Linked DNA regions of Homo sapiens: region 2 is linked to region 1. A link is a loop called in an ENCODE intact Hi-C map of the cell type or tissue named here. Cell type or tissue: IMR-90. All regions are shown on one strand. Region 1 overlaps TARS1-DT (TARS1 divergent transcript). Region 2 overlaps LOC124900954 (a long non-coding RNA gene).

Region 1 (5,000 bases):
ACAACCCCATTAAAAAGTGGGGTAAGGACATGAACACTTTTCCAAAGAAGAGATACATGCAATCAATAAGCATATGAAAAACGCTCAACATCACTAATAATTAGAGGAATGTAAATCAAAACCAAAATGAGACACCATCTCATACCAGTAAGAATGGCTAATATTAAAAAAATTTTAAAAAAAACAGATGCTGGCAAGGTTGTGGATAAAACGGAATGCTTATACACTGCTGGTGGGAATGTAAATTAGTTCAGCCATTGTGGAAAGCAGTGTGGTGATTTCTCAAAGCTCTTTAAACAGAAATACTATTTGACCCAGGAATTCCATTATTGGGTATATACCCAAAGGAATATAAATCATTCTACTATAAAGACACATGCATGGTATGTTCATTGCAGCACTATCCACAACAGCAAAGACAGAATTAACCTAAATGCCCATCAACAGTAGACTAGATAAAGAAAATGTGGTGCCTATACACCCTGGAGTACTATGCAGTCACAAAAAAGAATAAGATCACATCTTTTGTGACAACATGGATGGAGCTGGAGGCCATTATCCTAAGCAAACTAATGCAGGAAACAGAAAAATGAATATTCACGTTCTCACTTATAAATGGGGCCTAAACAATGAGAACACATGGATCCACTAGGAGAGGAACAACAGACCCTGGGGCCTACTTGAGGGTAGAGGGTAAGAGGAGGGAGAGGGTCAGAAAAGTACCCATCAGGTACTATGCTTATTACTCAGGTGACAACATTACCTGTGTGCTAAACCTCCAAAACACACAGTTTGCCTATATAATAAACCTGCACATGTACCCCTAAACCTAAAATTAAAGATAAAAAAAGGATTGAAAAAAGATTCGCAATACATTTTCAATAGCTGAATCAGATGCTGCAATATAAGCATTAAGAGAAGGAGGAAGAGATAATTGGTATCTCATATCTAGGATATGATTTCCTATTTTCAAGCTGAGTTGATAAAACTGCCTTGTTTTGCATGGAAACAGTTGGGAACTGAAAGGCTTGTCCTCAAAAAATTGCTTTTTTGAGTCATATATTTTAATTATTATTATTTTTTTGGAGACAAGAGTCTTGCTCTGTAACCCAGGCTGGAGTGCAGTGGTATGATCTCAGCTCACTGCAACCTCCACCTCCCAGGTAAGCACTTCTCCTTCCTCAGCCTTCCAAGTAGCTGGGATTACAGGCACGTGACACCATGCCTGGCTAATTTTTTTTTTTTTTTTTCTAAGTAGAGATGGAGTTTCACCATATTGGTCAGGCTGGTCTCGAACTCCTGACGTCAAGTATCCACCTATCTTGGCCTCCCAAAGTGCTGGGATTACAGGCATGAGCCACTGCACTCAGCCTTTGAGTGATATATTTTAATATTATCAGCACTTGATTTCAAGAGACAGAAACCCGCTCAAGCAAGTTTAAACAAACAAAAAATGGCATGGCCAGATTCAGAGGCTTTAATGATGAATCCAGTCTCTATCTCTGCTTCCCTTCACGTGCTAACTTCAGTTTTACGAAAGCTATTTCCATGTGCCAGGAGAAAAGGGCCACTAATTTTTCTATTTTATCTTTACATCTTTGTAGCTCAAGATCCCAGAGGAAGAGGAGCCATCTTTCCCAGTGGCTTTACCGGAAAAGTCCCTGAGCCAGTCACTGTGCCCACTGGAAGACAAATGGAGACTTGCCAAGCTTTGGTCATGAACTCACTGGGACTGCAGGAGACTGGGTCAGCCCCACCAAAATAATGCAGAAGGTAAATACTTGGTTTTTCAAAGGAAAGGTGGGAAAACCCAGCCCAATAAATGTGTTTTCCTTTTGGTCACACAAATCATATACAATATGTGCTCATTTTATAAAATTACACACTCCCCACTACATTTTAAAAAGGATATATTGACAATGTACTATTCTTGCTTTATAGAGATGATAGATAGGTGATAGATAATAGATTAGATAGATGATAGAGATAGATTAGATAGATGATAGCTAGCTAGCTAGCTAGATAGATAGATTAGGGCATCAGTGATAGGGTCAGTATAGGCCTGGGTGCTGGAGCTACAAAGATGAGTGAGGCCTGGGGTTTCTAACCTCATGAAACTTATAGAAAAACTTAAATAAGTAAACAAACATTACAAAACAGTGTAATTATCACTAACAGGTTTGATATTAGAAAATAATTTTGTACAAAGGAATACAATTTTTTAAAGTATTATTTCTTTCCTTCTTTGGCTTTTGAGGGTACAAATGTAATGACAAACATGCTGGATTGGGAGTCAGTAGGCTTTGGGCAACCTCTACCTCTGTGACCTTAAGCATGGACAAAAATTACCACTTTGGTTCTCCGTTTTCACTAGTGGAAAATGAGAAGGTTGAAGTATATGATCCCCTAGATTCCTCTAAGTTAAAAATTCTAAATATTTGCATGCATGAGACTATAGTAATCAATGGTGACTTCGTTGGAATTCTTGATAGGTCAGGATGTATATAAACTGAAAAGCCACTAGATGTCACGCTTGTCACAGATTTTTGCTATTCTAATTTTTTTTTTTGTAAATATCAAGATCTGGGAGTTGAGCAGGACCTTAAAAACTGTATTTGTTCAATCATATCTGTTAATTAAAAAAAAAGACTATTTGGACTGGATAGATCAAATTACTTAGCTAAATTCACACTGCTAGCTAGCATTAATACCAGACCTCCTGATTTCTATTCCAGTGGAGCCATCTCTCTTTAAAATGAATGATGTTTGAAATGATGTTTTTACATCAGCTGTCAACTTTGGTAATGATAATTTTTTCTTTTTCTTCTTGAACTATCACTCAAAGTAATTTGGGGAACCAATTGTTAAAAAATTCTATGATTCAATATAATATCAATAACAATAGATAAAAAGTAGTTATTACTCATAGATTACTAGACTGCCTTAAAACCCTATTTGAAGATAATTTACAGGATGATGTAAGAAATTGGGTAGATGTGAATAAAAGTGGAAATTAAAGTTCACACACACCTAGCTTATCTGAATTTCGGACTTTGGGAATTTCAGGTTTTCTTTTCTTAAAATGGCTCTGGATAGAAAATAAGTTTTTTAAAACAGCTTTCTTTGAGAAGTGAAATAACTTTTAGGTTTCTGAACCAAACTAATTAACATTAATTTTTATGTAATCCTTTGAACTTTGTCTAACATGCAGTTCTTAATAATTGTGGTTCTCTTATTTATGATTCCCAATACTTAGTTGTGCGAGAGGATTTGAGAGAGAAACAGGGCTGTAAGAGGCAGAATTGCAGCAGATAGCCTGATAAGAGGAGAGGGGAGGATTGCTAGACTCAAAGAAACAAATCTATCTTACATCATTACAAAATAACAGATGTTTCTGATTACAACCTTGTGTCTTCGAGAACAGGTTAAATTATATTGACAGTGCTTTGTGACATACAAGCCTTTTGAGAAGGATTTTCTACAAAATGTTCAAAATGAAGTCTTGGTGTCCAAAAGCAGTTAAATATTGCTTATATAGGGAAGTCATTTATGTAATTCTTATAACTGTGAAGTTACAATAAATCCTTTTTCCAGAGTGAGTGTAAGGTTGGATTATGTATATAAATAGTGAGCCTGTTAATACTGGCTCTGTTGCCTCAGTAAACTGAGAAGAATAATACTACTGCACAGAGGTGCTGTTGGATATTTGAAGGAGTTGTGGAAAATGGAAAGTTCTATATAGTTGTAAGCTATCAAGATGATGATAGTTAGAAAACGTGAATGGACACATTCTCCCAAGAAGAGCTCTCCCTGTGGAGATGAGCTACGGAAACTGGAAGAGCTCAACATTAAAGAGCTAGAACATATGGGAAGCCCAGAGGTTAACTTCTCTGTGGATGATGAAGTAGCTGGACTAATCTACTTTCCAAAAGTTAAGAAGTGATCACAGAGATTCTTCCAGAGATGAGAAAATGGGACCACTCTCTGAATCAATACTGAGATGTGATGTGTCATGAATGCAGGTAAAACCATGGCTATCCAAATAGGATGGAGCTTTGCGACCGTAAGAGACCAGCTCTTGCATTCGTTCTCCCCATCTTTGTTCTGCTTTCCCTGCTCACTTCCAAAATGAAGGAAAGCCAGGACCTGTGTAATATCTTTCTTGAGCTATTTTCAGTTGTATTTTTTATCTATTCCTGGGTTGGAAAATTGAGGCCTTCGGCTGTTTTTCCTGTTTTCTGTGGTCAGGCTTCAGTATTTTTCTACCTCTTTTTAAATCCTCTTGATGAACTTATACTTAAAAAACAAAAGTTGCATGTTGCAGGAATATTCCAGTTGGTTTCAGAGAGGGAGCAAGACAAGTTGGATATCACGTGCCCATATCTCTCATGTATGTGCTAACTGGATTTCTACATTCCCTCAAATTACTTCATGTTTTGCAAAATTGTTGTGTTAGAATCAGCAAACAATTAGAAAATGTACTTTATTTCAGTGTGGCAATTTTATATTCTCTTCTCTATTACTGAAACAAATTATTTCCCACATATTTTGATAACATTATAGTGGTGCTAGTCACATTGTTGTAAGGTGGCGTCAGCGTTCCCATGATAAACTTTGTCAAGCTCTTGTAACTTGGCTACAAAACTCTACCTCGAGTTTGAGACTTGCTTTAATCCCAGAGCCATCTAGGAAAGAAAATAAATTTATCTTAAATTGGACAAAATGTTAGCGATAAAATAATTAACAGTGAAAACCTCCTCCCATTGCTCAAATCTTGATGCTATTTTTCAACAACTCCAATCCCGAAAACATCATTTTTTGAATTTAGTAAATTTTCTCATTCTGTATGAATTTTCATGTAATTTGGAAGTTCATCTTTAGATCAGAGAAGGACATTTTATCTCTGCAAATAAACCAATTAAATATCTGGGTGAGAAAATTCTATTTTTTAAAAGTTTCTTATTTTTAACTAAGTCGTTTCCTAAAGGTTACACAATGGA
Region 2 (5,000 bases), 910 kb after region 1:
AGCCCCAAGTGGTGGCAGGTCCCTTATCTCTAGATAAACCCATGTCTCCATTTTGCAACTCCAGCCCTTACAAAACCTTTGTAACCAGTCCCCTGCATTCAATCCCTTTCTGCTTGAAATATCTAGAATGGTTTATGTTTTTTGGACTGGACTCCTGATTGACACAGCAGGCTTGAAAAAGCCAATCCAGAACTGTCTCCTAACGTTTTAGAATTCTTCTGTTTACATCAGTTGTTCCCAACTCAGTCTGCCTATTAGAATCACCTAGAAGCTTAAAAAACACTGATGCCAGCCTGGCACAGTGGCTCACACCTATAATCCCAATACTTTGGGAGGCCAAAGTTGGAGGATTGCTTGAGTTCAGGAGTTGGAGACCAGCCTGGGCAACATGGCAACATGGCAAGACCCTGTCTCTACTAAAAAGACAAAAAAAAATAGCTGGCATTGTGGTGTGCACCTGTGGTCCCAGCCACTCAGGAGGCTAGGGTGTGAGGATCACTTGAGCACAGGGGGCCAGAGGATGCAGTGAGCCAGGATCACACCACTGCACTCCAGTCTGGGCAACAGAGTGAGACCCTGTCTCACTCACACACACACACACACACACACACACACACACACCCCCAAACTACAAAAACAAAACAAACCCAAAAAACACCACACTGATGCCTATATGCCCTATACTTTCAGAGATTCTGACTAAATTGCTCAGACACCAGTGTTTTTTAAACTCACCCGGGAGATTTTGATGTGCAGCCAGTTTGAGATCCACTGCTCCCTTTTTAAACATTTTCTCTGAGACAGGGTCTTGCTCTGTCACCAGGCTGGAGTGCAGTGGTGCAATCACAGCTCACTGCAATCTCCCCTTCCTGGGCTCAAGCAATTCTCCTGCCTCAGCCTCCCGAGTAGCTGGGATTACAAGCACGTGCCACCATGACCAGCTAATTTTTGTAGAGACGGGGTTCCACCATATTGCCCAGGCTGGTCTCAAATTCCTGGCCTCAAGTGATCTGCCTGCCCTGGCCTCCCAAAGTGCTGGGATTACAGGCATGAGCCACTACGCACAGCCTGAGATCCACTGCTCTCTGTCATGCCAAGCTATTTCTGGCCTTTCCCTATTATCGCGAGTGGACCAGCAGTGGATCCATGGCTACATCAGCCAACTGCAGCAAACTTAGAACAATTATTAAGGTATTATCAACGTAATGAGATTTCAGGTGATTTAATTTTCTTTCTTATACCTTTCTAACTTGTTTTAATGAACATTGTTTTAAATTATTTTGAAGGCAATTTTCACAAACAGAAATGATCTTCCTGTCTTCTCTAATGCATAACTATACCCACATCACTAAATCTAGCACAAGCTAAAATTATATTCCACGAGCCTTGTTTATACATCCTCGAAATTCATTCTTAGAAACATCATCAGGGCTTTTGAAAATGTAAATAAGCAACAGGTTACAGATATGTAGCAATAGTGTTCTCATTGTTGTGGTTGTGTTCTGGGTGAATGGAACCCCTGGGCTGCCCACTCCCAGCTCTAAGCAATCTCATATTTAACCCAGCATGCTGCACAAATGATCATTTTCTATTATCATATCCTTGGTCATTTCACATCCTGCTCAATCCCACCCTGCTCCACCCCAGGCCATGTTGTATTTGGATTTAGGTTAGTGGCATAGCAAAATGAGAAGCAGGTCATGAAGCAATTCCTACTCCAAGGGAAGGACTGCCTCCTTAGGCAGAGGAGAGGCAACCCAACCCTTGTTGGGCAAGAGTTCTTCTTGGGCAACCCTCTTGAAACTCAACCACCTTCCGAGTTTCAGAAGTCTTTGAGGATTGGGATTTGCTGTTGTTGTTAACCCAACTGAGAACCGTGATTTTGGTTTCCAATTTAATCTACTCCAATGCTTCCCTGCTTTTTTCATATCATGGCTCAGTCTAACCCATACTACCTCTAGATCACCATACCAAGCTGTGTACTCATAGCCAGAGACACCAAACTGTCATGCCTTCGGGCTGCTGTTCATGCCATTTCCTCTGGATGATATATTCTTAAGGTTAGGTAAGCCCTGGAAACATACGGGTATTTATTATACACCACACACTTTGCTAGATTCCAGCACTACATTACTCCCCAACCCGTGCCATCAGCTCTCAGTAGCCTGGCCCAATGTCATCTCCCTCACAAAGTTGTTTTTTTTTTTTTTTTGAGACAAAGTCTTGCTCTGTCGCTTAGGCTGGAGCGCAGTGGTGTGATCTCGGCTCACTGCAACCTCCTCCTCCCCGGTTCAAGCGATTCTCCTGCCTCAGCCTCCCAAGTAGCTGGGATTACAAGCGTGCATCACCACGCACAGCTAATTTTTGTATTTTAGTAGAGATGGGGTTTCACCATGTCGGCCAGGCTGGTCTCAAGTTTCTGACCTCAAATGGTCTGCCCGTCTCGGCCTCCCAAAGTGCTGGGATTACAGGCATGAGCCACCATGCCAGGCCCTCCCAGCCCTCCTTCACAAATTTTTCCTGGACTTCGCCACAGAAAAAATTAATGGTTTTCTCAATCTCCATTCCAACACAGTTATTTACACATGAAATAAACCCTTGACATTCATAAATTTAAAATTCCTCATTCAGGCAATTCAAAAGTTAGTCTACAAAGTGAGTCTATGGGGTGTCATCATTTGTCATTTTGCCAAAGCACAAACGGGAATAGTTCTCACTGAAGAGCTGGAGAAGAGTGAGTCTACTTCCTCTTGGAAGCCTTTCCTGATACTCCATCCTACTCAGCCTCAGACTGATAGCCCTCTGAATCAGTTGGGATACTTCCAGCTCTGATGGAAAACGGGAATAACAACATTTAATTTCTCCACAACAAAGAGTCGGAGGTGGGTGGTTCCAGGGTTTGCTCAGCTCCTCAACAATGTCAGGGGTCTGGATCAGGATTTTTGCAAGCCTCTTGGCCAAGTGCACATCATCACATGATATCAGTAGCTCTAAACAGCAGCTCCCCACATAACCTCATTTCAGGTGATAGAGACAGAAGACAGCCAAGAGTCCCAAGTGAAACCCTGCCTTCAAGCCTAAAACAGCCTGAAGGCTGAAAAACCGGTCTGCTGGTCGCAAATGAAGCCTGCTCTTTCCCAGCTGATTCTGAATAATGCCTGCTTGTGCACTGGGAGGATCGGGTGGAGCCTTGGGAAGTTCACACCATTTGCAGGGGGGAAGAGTCTGGCCTCTTCAGTGCCTGTGTGGTAACCCGGGATTCAGTCTGTGAGGGGGGAGGTTGTTGGCAAGACCCCCTCTCACTTTGCTGAGAGTTTTTCTTTCTTTTTCCTTTTTGCCCAATAAATTCCATTTTCCTCACCCTTCTATGTGTCCACAAGCCTAATCTTTCTTAGTTGTGTGACAAGAACCCAGTTTTAGCTGAACTAAGGATAAAGTTCTGGAACCCAGGATGGGATGAAAAGATAGGCCTCCTTTCCATCTTACATTTTACCAAGAAGCAAACAGTTGTCCTAAAACTTCATTGACTTTTCCTTTCATTTAATCAGCCAGAATTTGGTCATGTGCCTAACCCTAAACCAAATACTAGAAGGGGTAAACCAGATGATTGTGCTTGATTGTGATTAGTGATCTTCAGGCCAGCAGCAACAGCGTCACTTGGGAACTTGTTAGAAATGCAAATTCTTGGGCACGCAGGGTGGCTTACACATGTAATCCCAGCAGGGTGGGAGGCCGAGGCAGGTGGATCATTTGAGTCCAGGAGTTCAAGACCAGCCCTGGCCAACATGGTGAAACCCCATCTCTACTAAAAATGCAAAAATTAGCTGGGCATGGTGATGCATGCCTGTAGTCCCAGCTACTTGAGAGGCTGAGGCAAGAGAACTGCTTGAACCCAGGAGGCAGAGGTTGCAGTGAGCCAAGATCACAGAGTGAGATTCTGTCTCAACAAAAAAAAATGCAAATTCTTAGGCTTCACTTAGACCTACTGAATCAGAAACTCTGGGAGTGGGGCCCAGGATTCCTGGTTTTAACAAGCCCTCCATGTGACTCATGCAAGCCAAAATTTGGAATCACTGGCTTAGATGTATCATAGTTAATCCTGAGCCTGGGGGAGGGACCTGAGCATCCTGCCTTTTAGAATAAAATCCAGATTCTACAAACTAAGAAGAGAGTTATGCTGTTGGGTAGATGGCACTCTCCTATTATTTCCGTTTAAATTATCATGATTACATTTATTTACCAGTTGATTTTCTTGCTGACTCCCTGACTCAACTGCATGCTTCCTGAGGGCACGAACTTTGTCTTTTATTAGCATTTCTGTCCCTAACACAATAGAAGGCGGTCAATCAATGTATGCTGGACAAATGGATAAATGGTAAAGTGGTCTCTCCTTTCTAAGTGCCCACCTCCTTAACAGCTGCTTCCTGCTGCTTTCCACTTAAAGAACATTTTCACATCAGTTCATGTCAGTGAGCTGAGAGCTGTCTCTACCAGGGGGTCTGAGAACAATGATTCCTTTGCATATGGGCACAAGTGGAGACTCTGGCTTCCTGAATGCATGTTGGACCTTTATGTGCATTCATTTCTATTCAAGGGTGTCCTTGGAGAGCACTGCTGTACAATAACACAGAACTGAACACGATTGTTGAGCTGAGTTCTGGCTGCTGACTCCTGCCTGGCAATCTTTCTCAGAGGCAGCTGTGTACTCAGAGTCAAACATGACCTGGAAATAAGCCTCCAGGCTTCATCCACAGCAAGAGCAGCATCGAGGCAATGATAGATAGCTGCCCTCATTTTGTTCTGCCCAGCACAGTGACCTGGACAAGCCTCCCGGGCTTTCTGAAGGCACTTGTATTAGGTGTGAGGGACAGAAACCCAAATGCAAAGTGGTGAGAATAAAGAGGTGGGGGAAGACTTACAGCCACATATACCTGCAAAGTCCTAGGGTAGGATCAGTTTCAGCTGCAGCTGGATCCAGATGCTCAATGTCCTCAGGAAAC

Evidence for each region. Peaks named below come from ENCODE experiments on the same cell type or tissue, not always from the same donor. Only the 100,000 strongest peaks of a DNase experiment are listed, where the experiment ranks them.
Region 2: a loop joins it to region 1, with 4 times the contacts of the local background. A loop is called at or near these places in 4 of 110 quality-filtered maps.

What each region holds. Positions count from the first base shown.
Region 1 is chr5:33,420,751-33,425,750 of GRCh38, reverse strand. TARS1-DT (TARS1 divergent transcript) reads left to right here. Exons shown (of 3, transcript XR_001742630.2): 2 at 1,605-1,773. Among named protein-coding and RNA genes, the nearest start is that of TARS1-DT, 17 kb to the left of the region's middle. In IMR-90, a CTCF peak has its summit at 2,511 (motif pointing right); a DNase peak (open chromatin) is centred at 2,520.
Region 2 is chr5:32,506,049-32,511,048 of GRCh38, reverse strand. LOC124900954 (a long non-coding RNA gene) reads right to left here. Exons shown (of 5, transcript XR_007058719.1): 1 at 4,932-5,000. Among named protein-coding and RNA genes, the nearest start is that of ZFR, 64 kb to the right of the region's middle. In IMR-90, no CTCF peak of the experiment used is centred here; DNase peaks (open chromatin) are centred at 2,718 and 4,028; H3K27ac peaks cover 2,131 bases.